2 separate regions of the Homo sapiens genome follow, and region 2 is linked to region 1. The links are chromatin contacts, found by Hi-C or POLR2A ChIA-PET in ENCODE. All regions are on one chromosome and are shown on one strand. Each heading gives the region's core, a stretch centred on a gene start or an enhancer-like site at or near the end of the contact. The rest is flanking DNA. Distances are from core to core; before and after follow the strand shown. Region 1 holds the start of CFAP144 (cilia and flagella associated protein 144). Region 2 overlaps CFAP57 (cilia and flagella associated protein 57).

Region 1 (7,116 bases), core at 1,802-4,301:
TATGAGTCCCATTTCCAGGATCAAAGCAGAGGACTCTGATGCTTGCTCCAAGATATCACGACCCTGAGAGGTCTCTCCAGCCAGCCTGCCTCTCTGGGCTCTATCTCAATGGCATTTCAAAGCCCAGGACTTACCATCTGCAGGTTCCTCCAGGTTATCATGCCAAGACATGGGCTTCCTGGTGACTGTATGAACTAGAAAAAAAGAAAACAGCTTCACAAGTTCAGATTAAAACATGAGTTCCCTGCCCTCTCTAAGGTCCACCTTAAACAGGGCACCCATTTGGCACTCACTGAGTATCTGGTACATGCCAGGTATTATCCTGGGTGCTAGGATAATGCACGATTGGATAAGGCCCTCAAGAACCTCACAATCTAGAGTGGCACTGCCCAGAATGGTGGTCATCAGCCACATGTGGCTCCTTGAATTTGAATAACTAAAATTAATTACAATGAACACTTCAGTTCCTTAGCCACGTTAGTCACACTTCAAGTGCTCAATAGCTGCAGGCGGTTAATGGCTACAGTTTTGACTACAGCCAAGACAGAGAACATTTTCATCACTGATGAATTCTCTTGGACAGTGCTGGCCTATGGGGAAGGCCAAAGAGGTTTGCCAGGCAGTGATCTATGCCCAGGAGGGCACATGGTAACAGAGGAGCAGCACCCACATTCATCCACTCAGCTCATAATTACTGTGCACTGAAGAACAGGCTGTAAACAAGACAGAGCTGGCTCTTGTGTCCCCTGAGCTTTTACTCTATTTGTGGTGACAGGCAATAAACATACATATATCACCCGGCAAATGTAAGTGTGATAGAGAACAGTAAAGCAGGTTACGTGGATGGAGAGTTGGCGTTGGGGCTGGGGTGTGGGTGATGTATCTCTAGGGAGATACATATGAGCAGAGTTTTGAATGAAGTGAGGGAATGTGCTGTGTGTGTGGGAAGCATATGAGCGTGAGCCTGGGGAGTTTGAGAAACGTCAAGAGAGCCAGAGTGGCTCCAGTGGAGTGAGCTGGATGGAGAGTAGTGGGAAATGAGCAGACACCAGTAGAAACCAGTGGTCTCCAAGCTGCTTGTCTCAAACTCCTATCAGTAAAAGAACTTTAGAGCATGCGCCCTTAAAATATGTATAATTATATAGTTTTTATGGACTATTATCAGTATATTAGCAAATAAAATTTCTATCTTTATAAATAAAAGTAATCAATACAAGTTGTAATATTTTCTCACTTTATTCCAATGGCTCACATGCTCAAGGGACATGAGCTGGGAGGCAGCATTTTCCCTAGAGAGCATGAAGGTTGCCTGAAGAGATTATTTCCATTATTTGGAATGGACCGAGTTTGAACGGCTTTGGACACTAATTTGCTTTCCTGAAACTAGTGGTTGGGGACTCCAGAAGAAAACCAAGTTAGTTAGAAGGAAAGTGAAGACAGTACATTTTCTCTATAGAGCCAGGCAACAAAGTGGACTTTACATATTAGGCACAGAGTTGGGAGAGGCATTCAGGAAGAAGCAACAATGTTTATGCAGGTAAAGTGGGAAATGACATGATGCATTTAGGAAATCCATGTATTTAGAAATGGCAGGGGGGAAAGGAGTGTGTGTGGGATTCGTCAGCAATGGCTGGTGCAGAGTAGGCACCAAAGTATTTCTTAAAGGAGCAGGGTAAAGTGGGGGAGAGGAGTATGGCATGAAGCTGGCAGGAACCAGAGCCAGATCCAATGCGCCTTATGTCGTGATTGATTTAAACTTTACCTCAGAGGCTATGAGAAGGATTTTAGGTGGGATTGATGTGATCTAATTGTCCTCCTAGCATAGTGCTAAGCTAGCAAAGGTGTAGGGGTTTGGTCGGAGGGGCCAGCTTGGAGGGAAAGAGAATAAGGAGTTGGGAGCCCATCAGACCAATCCAGGCGGCAAGGACTAGGGCCCTGCAGAGGCTTCAGGAGTGAGGATGCAGGCAGAGGCTGTTTGAGGTGCTACTTAGAGCATGAAAGTACCTGAGCAGAGGCAGAGAGGAATCCATATGCATGATGGTGTCTTTCACTGAAGCAGGAACAAGTGGGTCAGGGGAGAGGAATGTTAATAAACAGGACTTGTGCCTTTTTTTAAGTGTGTGGAGGGAGAGAGACCTTGAGGAGGACTCCGAGGCTTCTAATGATCATGAGATCATTAGATGATGAGAGTGAATGATTCTGATCATGAGAGTGAATCATCCGGGGCCTTTTGCAGAGACAGGGTATTCTGGAGCAGCAGAGAGTGGGGAAGGTGGGAATGAGCCTGGCTTTCCTCCTGCTGGGTCTGAGGTGCCTGTGGGTTGTCCAGGGAGGGGAGCTGTGAGGTGGTTGGGCGTGTGGATCTGAAGCTCCATTTCAGGCCCAGTGGCATTCAGGGGAAGCTGGTGTGACAGGACAGAACAAACTGCCCAAGGAGAGTGCTCAGTGACAAGAGTGGAGGGTAGGGATGTTTTATCAGGGGGCACCCCAGAACTTTCCGAAGGGCAATATCAGAAGCCTGAAGAAAAACCTTTCACTTGTTAAAAACAACCCAAAATACAAACAAAAACAAAACACAAACAGCCTGCAAAATATAATTATTTCAAAAGTAAAATAATAAAAAGCCCTACAACTTTTTTTTTTCTACAACGAAAAGATTTAATCGTGTTGCGCATGAACTTTAATACAGCGAATACATCTGATATGATGTGGCCTCTCCAAAGTCATGGTTCCTGAAATCTAGGAAAGGGGGCGGGTGCTGGGGAAAGAGTTTTTGCTGGGACCGCGTTCCCACCCCGCAACCCGGAGGGCTCCTCCTTCCCCGGCGCCCTCCCGCTCTCGCCCTTCCCCCACCCCGCCGTGCCTCTCACTCTTGCGGAGGGGATTCACGTGATACTGCGTGTAGAGTTTCTGGGTTCGTAGCTCCTTGAGGTACAGTTCCCGCAAGATCTGGTTCTGATGGACCTCATCTGGAATCACCTTCTCTTTTGGGTGTCCCGCCATGGCCTTGGGCTGCCACGCGCCCTCTTGCCTGGGCCTTCCACAGTCTCCAGGCAACGCGTCCCCGCTGTCTCCAGGCAACGGCGTCCCGTGGTCTCCAGGCAACAGCGCTCGGGTAGTGCTGCCCGGTCGGGGCGGGTCTCACTCTGCCAGCCCCTTACCCTGCCTGCATCGCCCCGCCCCGCGCCCGCCGGTCGGGATCTTATTTCGCGCCCCGCCCTATTCTGGCACTGTACTCACTTGCCCCAGCTCCTCAGGCCCGGCTGGTTACTAGAAGGTCCCCTGGATACCGCCAGGAAAGGGCTTCCCGGCAAGGGGCAGACCCAGGAGGTAAGGGACAGATGATTGGACCTCACCTTGGCCAATCATTTCCTAAAAAAGCTTTTGGAAGGAGTCAGAAACCTCTCCCACCTTAAAGCAGATGCCCAGAATCAAAACCTCACAAAAAAACCGGAGGTTTCCTCTCTGAGAAAACGTTCTGGCCAGTGTGACCAAGATTACCAATGTGATAATATTGACAGAATAAACCTTTCCTAATTAAGGAACTTGTTGACTTTATAGTTTATTTTTAATGTTTGTGTTTAAAATGCACGTAATATAATTTTACCATCTTAGCCATTTTTAAGTATTACAGTACAGTAGTATTAAGTATATTCAAACTATGTGAAACCAATCTCCAGAACTTTTTCACACCCATTAAACAACAAGTTTCCCTTTTCCCTTCTCTCCAGCCCCTGGCATTTCACTTTTTGTTTCTATGAATTTGAGTCTGCTAGATACCTTAAATAATGTAGTTTATTTTAAAAGAATCGCCGAGCACGGTGGCTCACGCCTGTAATCCCAGCACTTTGGGAGGCTGAGGCAGGTGGATCACCTGAGGTCAGGAGTTCGAGACCAGCTTGACCAACATGGTGAAACCCCATCTCTACCAAAAATACAAAATTAGCCAGGCGTGATGGCATATGCCTGTAATCCCAGCTACTCGGGAGGCTGAGGCAGGAGAATCGCTTGAACCCGGGAGGCGGAGGTTGCAGTGAGCCAAGATTGCGCCACTGCACTCCAGCCTGGGGGACAGAGCGAGACTCCTTCTAAAAAATAAAAAATAAATAAAAAGTAGGTCTAGCATAAAGAAAGAAGCCACCCCTATTTTTAGTAAGCACCTAAATACTGTCTGAAGACTGTGCTCTTCCCCACTCAGTACTTCATTCATTCATCCATCCATTCATTCGCTCAGGACACAATGTGAATTGCAGAATGGGTTTAGTCTGGGACACAGTGTTGAACAAAATTTTTAATTGGATTGTTTATCAATTTGTTGGAGTTCTTAATATATTATTTTGAGGGCTGTACATGCTGCAAATGTATTTTCCCTCTGTGTGGCTTGCCATTTTAGTCTCTTAATGGTGTCTTCTGGACACCAAAAGTTAAACGTAGTCAAATATATTAGTCTTTTCCTTTATGATTATTGCTTCTTAATTTTCATTTAAGACATCTTTTTCTAATTTGATGACCTGAGGTTACTTTTATGTTACTTTTTAGAGCAGTGCTGTTCAATAAAAGTATGAGCTGAGCCACTCATGTAGTTTAAAACATTCTAGTATCTGCATTAAGAGAGCAAGAATTAGATAAAACTAATTTTAATAATGTGATATTTAACTCAGTATATCCAATTTGTCAATGATTCAACGTTTGAATATAAAAATTATTGAGATATTTTACATTGTTTTGTCCTACTAATGTTTAAAATCCAGTGCAGATTTTACACTTCATAACACATCTCAAGAGCTCCATGGCCATCTGTGGGCAGAACTATTAATATTTAAGAGGATTTGTTGTTTTACCCTTTCTCAGTGAGATCTGTATTCCACCTGAAATTGGTTTTCGAGTGCAGTGTGAGGTAGGAATCCAGCTTAATTTTTTCTTTCCAAAGGAGTATCCAGTTGACCCACCAGCAAATTATTGAAGAGATAGTCCTTCCTCACTGGTCTGCTATGCTACTGTGTCCATAAAAAAAGTGTCCCCATTTGTGCAAGTCCATTTCTGGACTCTATTCTGTGCCATTGGTCTATTTGTCTAAGCTTGCAACAGCACTACACTATCTTAATTACCATAATTTATGTAACACATTCTAATATCTGGTAGGGAAGAATGTCTTCTCAAGACAGTCTTGCCGCTTCTTGGCCCTTTGTATGTCCATATAAATTATAATGAGCTTGTCAAGTTCCCTAAAAATATCTTTTGGGATTTTTATTGAGATTATATTGAATCTAGACCTCAGTTTGAGGAGAGCACTTCTTAATGTCATGTGTTCATGTGATGCTATCATCTGGTCAGGATCTGGACACATTCTTGCCTTCTAGACTGCTACCTTTCCCATTCTGAAGTAGAAGTGCTGCCTGAGCAAGAGGCTCACCCTCAGAGCTTTGATGAGAGCACAATGGAGGGACCCTCCCCTTTTTGCAGGAGACATTTCTCAAGGGCAGAACGTCCTTGGGATGGTCCTGGAATCCTAGGATGAAGAAAATGGAGTCTGGGAGGAACCAGACCAAAGGAAACAAACCTAAGTCCCCATCTATCTACAGCAGGGACCTTGTGCCCTATGTGTGATTCTCAGGGGTTGCACTCACTTGAATGCAGGGCAGATCGACAAGACTTACCCTCCAGAGAACACATTAGATGTGTTCCACTCTTCACTCTCCTCTTCATTCTCTGTCAATGGCCCTGCAGTTTGCTCTGTGGCTACAGACCAAGTTCCGTGGAGAAGCCAGTCTCAAACGTAGAGAACCTCATGCAGGCTGGCTGACCAGGCATGAGAGGAAAGGAGCAAACTGTCAAAAAAAAGGAAATCTCTGGCATCTGAAGAGGATTGCCCAGACGGGAATGGAGACAAAATAGAAATAGTATCAAGGTAACCAGGATCTGGTCATGGAAAAGGGGTCCTGTCACTTACCAAGGCTGAAGGTGGGTTTGCTGTTGTCTTGCATTCCGTGTGTCCACCAGGCCAAGCTGCTGGGAATCCACAGTCCTGGCAATTCTGAACTGCCCCAGAACTGTCCCAGCATGAGGGAAACCATCTCTCCAGGATGAGAGCTGTGAATTGTCATGGTTGGTTGGGGGTGGCTCGATTGGGAGTGGGAGCTAGAGTACAGGGGATTAGAAACAAGGGCTAGGAGGAGGAGCGGGGGAAAGGCAGGGGTGTAATGGAAATTGGGACCCTGATGAACGTGGTGGCAGCAGATGCACGGTTTAAAACCCACAGAGGAAGAGCTGGGCAGATCCTTACAGTAGGGTAGTGGGCGGGGCTGACATTATTCGGAGAGGGGTAACAGATAGGGCAGAACCCCAAAAAAGTGGGATGGCACAGAAGACTAGGGTGCAGGCTTGAAAACTGAGGAAAAACAGCAGAAAGGAGGGCTGGATGATGAGAGCATTAAGGAACAGAAAAGGTGAAGTCATGGGTTGAGAAAGAGAAATTTGAGGTAGCTTGCTTGTCATTCTTTCAAATGGGAGCTCTAGTTACTTGTCCAAAGGAGTCCAAATGAGTCATTGGGATGTGGCCAGACCAACTCCAGGATTTATCTCACACACAGCCCTCACATCATCCCCTAACTGAATGCCCATTATGAAATGTACATACACATCCCTTTTGGTCTAGTGAGCAGGTCCCACCAATCAGGGAAATGGCACCAGTTTCTAGGTTTAAGAGTTGTCATGGGAAATGGCAAAGAGAAGAAATGGGGCTGTAGTATTAATCCTTGTTTTTGGGATACTATGTAATTTTGCCCTCAGTAGGCAAAGATCGACCAAAGGGCTAGGATAGATTTAGAGGGCTGGAGCCTAGGTGAGCGGTGCTGAAGCAGGAATTGGGAAAATGGGAAGAAATTAGTGCCTCAGTCTCCTTCCCTGACAACACTGTTCAAAGCCCTTTTCACTGCATTTACATCACTGGATAGATATGTGTGATTAAAGATGTCACGTCCATTTTACCATGAGGACGGTGAAGACCAGAGAATGAAGTCCCTTAGGTGGGCAGGGGGTGACAAAGCAGATGGGACTAGAACTTGGGCCAAAAGAGGGCAGGTAGGAGGGAGCACAGAATGGCGCAAAGCGCAGACC
Region 2 (7,116 bases), core at 1,751-4,250, 59 kb before region 1:
GGCCTGGTACTCATTGAATTCCTTCTGCAGAGGCAGAGGGTACTTCATGGCACGAATGGTTCCCACCGAGGTGCCCACAAACATCATGCGTCCAGAATGCGAGATGACAATGGCGGTGTAGGTGACATCAAACGCCGATATCTCTCGAAGGATCTGAGACACAGGCAGCTCTGCTCAGTGTGAGGGGTCGAGCTGTGGCCCCCACGTCCCAGTGCCATACTCTCTCGCCCTCTGCTCTAACAGATCCCTAGGGGCTTGTCTTTAAAAAATGCTTTTTCTATCCCCTTTTGGCATCCGGTATAGTGCCTAGCACAAAAAAAGGCGCAAACTAGATATTCCTTGTTGTGTTGCTGGTAAATAACCAGGTTCATGAGTTAGGAATAATACTAATAGAGAGAGATATTCATATAGCACTTACTATGTGCCAAGCACTGTTCTGTGCCTTCTCCATGTTGCAACTCATTCAATCCTCACGAAACCCTCTGAGGCAGTTACTGTTATCCCTAGTCTATGGATGACGGACCATCTGTGTGAAAGGCATTTGCTTCAACTCATGTACCTGGGTGGGCTCCAGTCTCTGCTTTGACTGCTATGCATGGGTGCATTTCAAAATGAGAATGGGCTATTGCTCATAAATGCATTCAGCAAGCATTTATTAATGCTCATTACATAAGCAAAACCATACATTAGTCTCCCCTTATCCTTGAGGGATATGTTCCAAGATCCCCAGTGGTGCCTGAAACCACAGATAGTACTGAACCCTATATATACTATGGTTTTCTCCTATACGTACATAACTATGATATGGTTTAATTTATAAATTAGGTCCAGTAAGAGATAAATAATACCTAATAATAAAATAGAACGGTTATAAGAATACTGTATAAAAGCTGTGTGAATGTGATTTCTCTCTCTCAAAATATCTTACTCACAGTATGGTACTCACCTGTTTTTGGACCTTGGTTGACCACAGGTAACTGAAACTGTGGGTAAGGTGGGACTACTGTACTATCAGAGCGCCCCTTCATTCCCTCACTCATTCATGCACTCATTCACCCACCCACCTACACACATATTTTTTTTTTCTTTTATTATTATTATTGTTATACTTTAAGTTCTAGGGTACATGTGCACAACGTGCAGGTTTGTTACATATGTATACATGTGCCATGTTGGTGTGCTGCACCCATTAACTCGTCATTTACATTAGATATATCTCCTAATGCTATCCCTCCCTGTTCCCCCCATCCCACGACAGGCCCCGTTGTGTGGTGTTCCCCACCCTGTGTCCAAGTGCTCTCATTGTTCAATGCCCACCTATGAGTGAGAATATGCGGTGTTTCGTTTTCTGTCCTTGCGATAGTTTGCTGAGAATGATGGTTTCCAGCTTCATCCACGTCCCTACAAAGGACATGAACTCATCCTTTTTTATGGCTGCATAGTATTCCATGGTGTATATGCGCCACATTTTCTTAATCCAGTCTATCATTGATTTGGGTTGGTTCCAAGTCTTTGCTATTGTGAATAGTGCCACAATAAACATACGTGTGCATGTGTCTTTATAGCAGCATAATTTATAATCCTTTGGGTATATACTCAGTAATGGGATGGCTGGGTCAAATGGTATTTCTAGTTCTAGATCCTTGAGGAATCACCACACTGTCTTCCACAATGGTTGAACTAGTTTACAGTCCCACCAACAGTGTAAAATTATTCCTATTTCTCCACATCCTCTCCAGCACCTGTTGTTTCCTGACTTTTTAATGATTGCCATTCTAACTGGTGTGAGATGGTACCTCACTGTGGTTTTGATTTGCATTTCTCTGATGGCCAGTGATGATGAGCATTTTTTCATGCCTACACACACATTTATTGAATGCTGTGCACCACACAATGTGCCAGCTAGTAGGGCTGCCAAGAGGAGCAAAAGATGGCCCTGCCCTAAAGGGGCTTTATTCTGGCACAGCACTGATAGCTGCCATTGAATTAGGACCAGGCTACTCGGGGGTACACAGGAGAGTCACCATACTGTCAGCTGTGTTCCAGCCACGGGAGATCTGCCTTGGGCTAGCTTGCTGCCGTGGTATCTACGCACTTTCCCAGGCACCAGTCACAGGAAAAGTGGGAGGAACCAGCTGGAGGAGCGCACAGCCCATGTTTGTATGATGCATCCTTGCTGAGCTCCTCTCTTTTCCCTTCACTATTTGGAGCCCAATGTAACTGTACGGTTTCAGAGTTTGGGGATTTCAAAAGAATACAGTGGCAAGCCTAGGTGAGAGCAGCTCACTGCACAGTCATGCATCGCTTGATATGGGATACATGGTTAGGCTATTTTGTCACGCAAACATCACGGAGTGTATTTACACAAACCTAGCTGCGACAGCCTACTATACACCTAGGCTATGTGGTAGAGCCTACTGCTCCGAGGCTACAAACCTGAACAGCATGTGACTATGCTGAATACTGTAGGCAACTGTGACGCAATGGAAAATATCTGTGTATCTAAACAGAAAAGGTACAGTGAACATTTGGCATTATAATCTTATGGCATTACAATCTTACAGTCCATGTGGTCCATCATTGGTGTTACTCAGTGCATACCGTAGTTAGGTTTTTACCCCAGGAATGTAAGTGCAGACCAAGGGTAAGAGTACAGTTTAGAGATGACATGACCTCCATGCCTGGAAGGTGGGAGAGAAGTTACAGACAGCAAGTAAAAGGGAAATGAAAAAGAGCCCCGCAATTTACAATTTCACCCAGTCAGGAAGGAAACTAGGCAGGAAATTCAGGAAGTGACGATAACTGAGCTAATCTAAAAGGAATGAGGAGCCTGATGTTATCTTGGGAAGAAGGGGCCCTGTATGCAGAGGCCCTCATTCCGTGCATACTTTGTGCTGTAAGCACGGGAAGCTGTCCCTGCAGATCCGTGCACCAGCCCAGAGGCGGGGCAGGGGCAGACTCACCAAGGAATCTGCAATCTCCTTGAGGGTGTGGTCTGATCCAACAGCAAAGATAATTTTGGCATCGGGGGAGACAGTAACACAGTTGTAGCTGCAAGACTTGAGCACGCATTCTGTCTCTCTCTTTCCTGTGGACAGATTCCATTCATACACAGCACCATCTGTGCCACCAGAAATCAGTTTGCTATCATCTGCATTCCACACAATTGAGCGAATCTGCAGGAGAGGAAGACATATCCAGTGAAGAGTGTACACACACTTACACCCTAACACAGAAAAGGGTGCAAACTCCTTAGGTGCTCCACTAGACTGAGCAGAACGTCCTTTCCTGCTGTAGGCCCTTCTGTTAGCACAAAACATAGCTTCTTGTGAACGTTCACATTCTGTTTTCTATGACGCTTGCAAATTACTGAAGATGAAACACTCTCATTTCTTTTTCACTTTATGAACGTAAAGACTGAATCCTACAGGTTTCTTAAGGCTAGAACCAACCAATTATTGCTGTTTTTTCAAAACATTTTTGAAATAATTATGTATTCACAGAAACTTGCAAAAATAGCACAGAGAGAGTGGACTTCTGGAATGGCACGGTAAGAACCTCAACTTGACCTTCTCTCTGACAATGTAGGTTAACTGGTAAATATGATAAAAAATAATCATTTAAAGTCTTTAGAAGGCTGGGTGCAGTGGATCACATCTGTAGTCCCAACACTTTGGGAGGCTGAGGTGGAAGGATCACTTGAGCCCAGCAGTTTGAGAATAGCCTGGGTAACATAGTGAAACCCTGTCTTTATAAAAATAAAAATAATAAGCTGGGCATGGTGGCATGTGCCTGAGGCAGGAAGATGGTTTGAACTGGGGAGGCTGAGGCTGCAGTGAGCTATGAGTGTACCTCTGCCCTCTGGCCTCAGTGACAGAGTGAGACCCTGTCTAAAATAAAATAAATAAAATGTCTCTGGAAATTGTCCTCAGGGAATACAGCAAATGGAAAAACATTTATTCAAGAAAATCTACTCAATCCCAGTAAGAACAGAGTCTGCTGCATTTAAGCCATGACTCGCTCTGTTACGGCCTCAGCTCCAGAAACTTCACTGCTGTGCACTCTGGGCAGATGTGGCCAAGATAAGCGACTCCCTCTCCCCATAGCTCCTGATCTTGGGCTATGGTTTCGGTCTGGAAAGGGAAACTGCTGGGATTTCTTATTCTTACCCCAGCCCCATGTTGCAGAAGCTCTATTCCAAGCAGGTGTGGCCAAGAGGGCTCAGACTCTCTTCCCCTCGGCCCATTGTCACTTGTTGGAAGAAACTCCACTCTAAGCTCAGCATACTGAGAATAACTGTGCCCTAATGATTCCTGACCCAGTTTGCTTATAGAGTGAAAGTTCCAAGCCATGAAGGGCAAGCCAAAAAGACCAGGGGCTTACATACGTGCACACACACATACACACGCATGTGCACACACACGCACACACCTCAAGTGTCACTCACAGAAGTGAGGATGTTACTCCTGGAAAAGCAGGTCCCCGCCCCAGCTCTGGTGCAGTGGAGCAAAGGTTCTGTCTGTGGGAAAGTCAGGTGCTAAGACAGGGAGCTCTACAGCTCTGCTTGAGGGGGCTGACTTTATTTGGAATAGAACATGGAAAAGTCCATGCCTATGGGCATTGTCTAAAACAGTGGAGATCTTGGTGGAAAGTGATTAAGAGGAGGCTGATAACTCCAGGATGTAAGCAAAATGATATAGAGGAGTGGAATTTTGATAGAACAAGGGAAAGGGACAGAGAAGAAGAGTCCTTCAGGGATAACAGACAACTCTAGAGGCTGGAAGGTCTTGTGTATGTGTTAGACTGTACTGATTCAGGTGCAGTCAGAGTGGGATATGAGGAAAACTTGAAAGCATCTCCTAAGCTACACAAAGACCCGTTAACATAGGGCAGAGTCTCACTGGCACAACGGGCCTACCAAACACAACAGTCTACCAAATGCGGAACATTAAGCTCTCCCGACCCAGGGGCATCTCCTAGGAAGCCAGGCTTAAAAATGAAATCATATTCATCCCTCGCAGCCTGGAAGACTCTGTGCATGCCCAAGGCTGTACCCTCTTATGAACAATCAGAAAGGGGTCATCCAAACTACCAGTCTCTGGCTGAACATGATGCAAAAGCCATCACTCTCTGAACTGTGATAGCATTTTCCAAGCCACACATAAATCTGGTAGTAAAAGGTAAAAACCTAATTGTCTAAGGGGGTTTATGCACCATCTGTAACTAATAAGCAGCTTAGGCAACTCATGGGCAACCCTAGGTAGCCAGGCTAAAAGAAAAGATGAAAAATAGATCTGAGTAGTGATATGAGACACTGCTCACTACAGGGGAAACAGACTTTACAGAATTAGCTCAGCCAAGTCACGAAACAGATAATCAGCCAACCAACCAACAACAATGCCCTGGGGGGACACATATTCAGAACTGCTACAATATATTGTCTAAAATATTCAGCCAACAAAAAATTGAAACATAAACAAACAAACAAACAAACAAAAAGAGTGTAACCAATAAGAAAAAGAAAGAAAGAAAGCATTCAGGCAATAGAAATTGCCTTTGAAGGGGCCCAGATGGTAGATTTTGCGGACAAAGACTTCAAAGTAGCTAATACAAATAAGTTCAATTAACTAAAGGAAACTACGCTTAAATAATTAAAGGAAGGTAGGATGACAAGCCTCATCAAATAAAGAATATAATAAGAAAACAGAAATTAGTTCAAAAATCAAATGGAAATTCTGGAGTTGAAAAGTACAATAACCAAAACGAAAAATTCACTGGAAGGCTCAACAGTAGATTTGAGCTGGCAAACTTGAAATAGCTCAATAGAGATTGTGCAATTGGAAGAACAGAGAGAAACACTAATCAAGAAAAATTAACATTAACAGAGTTTCAGAGAAATGTGGGCATCCATTAAATGCACCCACGTATGGTACTGTAATGAGAGCACTAGGAGAAGAGAGAAAAACAACAAATATTCAAATAAATAATGCTGAAAAATCTCAAATTTGTTGAAAAACATTAACCTACACATCCAAGAAGTACAATAAACTCCAAGTAGGATAAATGCAAAGAAATCTAGATCCAGACACATCAAAAACAAAATGTTGAAAGCCAAAGATAAGAAAATCTTGAAAGCTGGCCGGCCACGGTGGCTCACACCTGTAATCCCAGCACTTTGGGAGGCCAAGGCAGGTGGATCATGAGGTGAAGAGATCGAGACCATCCTGGCCAAAATGGTGAAACCCTGTCTCTACTAAAAATACAAAAATTAGCTGGGCATGGTGGCGCACACCTGTAATCTCAGCTACTCAGGAGGCTGAGGCAGGAGAATCGTTTGAACCCAGGAGGCAGAGGTTGCAGTGAGCCGAGATGGTGCCACTGCACTCCAGCCTGGTGACACAGCAAGACTCCGTCTAAAATATATATATAAATATATATTTCTATCTGTGCTCATGAAAAAGACTAGCTTATTTTTTTTTCTTGTGGTGTCTTTGACAGATTTTGGTATCACAATTATTTTGGCCTCATAGAACATAACTGGAAAGTATTCCTTCTTTTTCCAATTCTCTAGAAGAGTTTTTTTCAAGATTAGTGATAGTGTTATTTTTTTTTCCTTAAATGTTGATAAAATTCCCCAGTGATAAGATCTGGGCCTAGAGTTTTCTTTGTAGAAAGGTTTTAAGTTACAGATTCTTCTTGTTTTGTTTTGTTTTGTTTTGTTTTGAGGCAGAGTCTCACTCTGCTGCCCAGGCTAGACTGCACTGGCATGATCTCGGCTCACTGCAACCTCCATCCCCCAGGTTCATGCCATTCTCCTGCCTCAGCCTCCCGAGTAGCTGGGACTACAGGTGCCCACCACCATGCTCGGCTAATATTTTGTATTTTTAGTAGAGACGGAGTTTCACCGTGTTATCCAGGATGATCTCCATCTCCTGACCTCGTGATCCGCCCACCTCAGCCTCCCAAAGTGCTGGGATTACAGGTGTGAGCCACTGCGCCCAGCCTACAGATTCAATTTTTATAGGAATTTGTCAGTTTCATCTATATATTAAAATTTATTTGCATAAAGTTCATAATATCCTTTCAATTTTTTTTTCATTTTGTTTTTTTTTTGAG

What was found. Hi-C counts contacts between places; a loop is a spot of excess contacts on that map. ChIA-PET counts read pairs that join two places held with the same protein, here RNA polymerase II (POLR2A). Pooled maps may share reads with other maps.
Region 2: a loop to region 1 is called in a map of endothelial cell of umbilical vein, with 7 times the contacts of the local background. The contact joins the enhancer-like site here to the promoter of CFAP144 in region 1. A Hi-C loop is called at or near these places in 1 of 168 maps with a recorded cell type or tissue (endothelial cell of umbilical vein) and 2 of 50 pooled maps. POLR2A ChIA-PET finds 5 or more read pairs at or near these places in 3 of 52 experiments (A673, PC-9 and WTC11).

The regions. Positions count from the first base shown.
Region 1 is chr1:43,143,839-43,150,954 of GRCh38, reverse strand. It overlaps CFAP144 (cilia and flagella associated protein 144), which reads right to left and starts at 3,051. Exons shown (of 4, transcript NM_001101376.3): 1 at 2,871-3,051; 2 at 135-194. The coding sequence starts at 3,003.
Region 2 is chr1:43,202,780-43,209,895 of GRCh38, reverse strand. CFAP57 (cilia and flagella associated protein 57) reads right to left here. Exons shown (of 23, transcript NM_001378189.1): 10 at 2,964-3,176; 11 at 1-153. It overlaps LOC105378685 (a long non-coding RNA gene), which reads left to right. Exons shown (of 5, transcript XR_007066041.1): 4 at 3,504-3,550. Among named protein-coding and RNA genes, the nearest start is that of CFAP57, 34 kb to the right of the region's middle. RefSeq lists an enhancer at 2,504-3,703. Within about 2 kb of position 3,000, at least 14 of the 41 ENCODE cell types and tissues checked have a DNase peak (open chromatin) inside an H3K27ac peak, as active enhancers do; they include A673, PC-9 and endothelial cell of umbilical vein, where a contact is called at or near this core.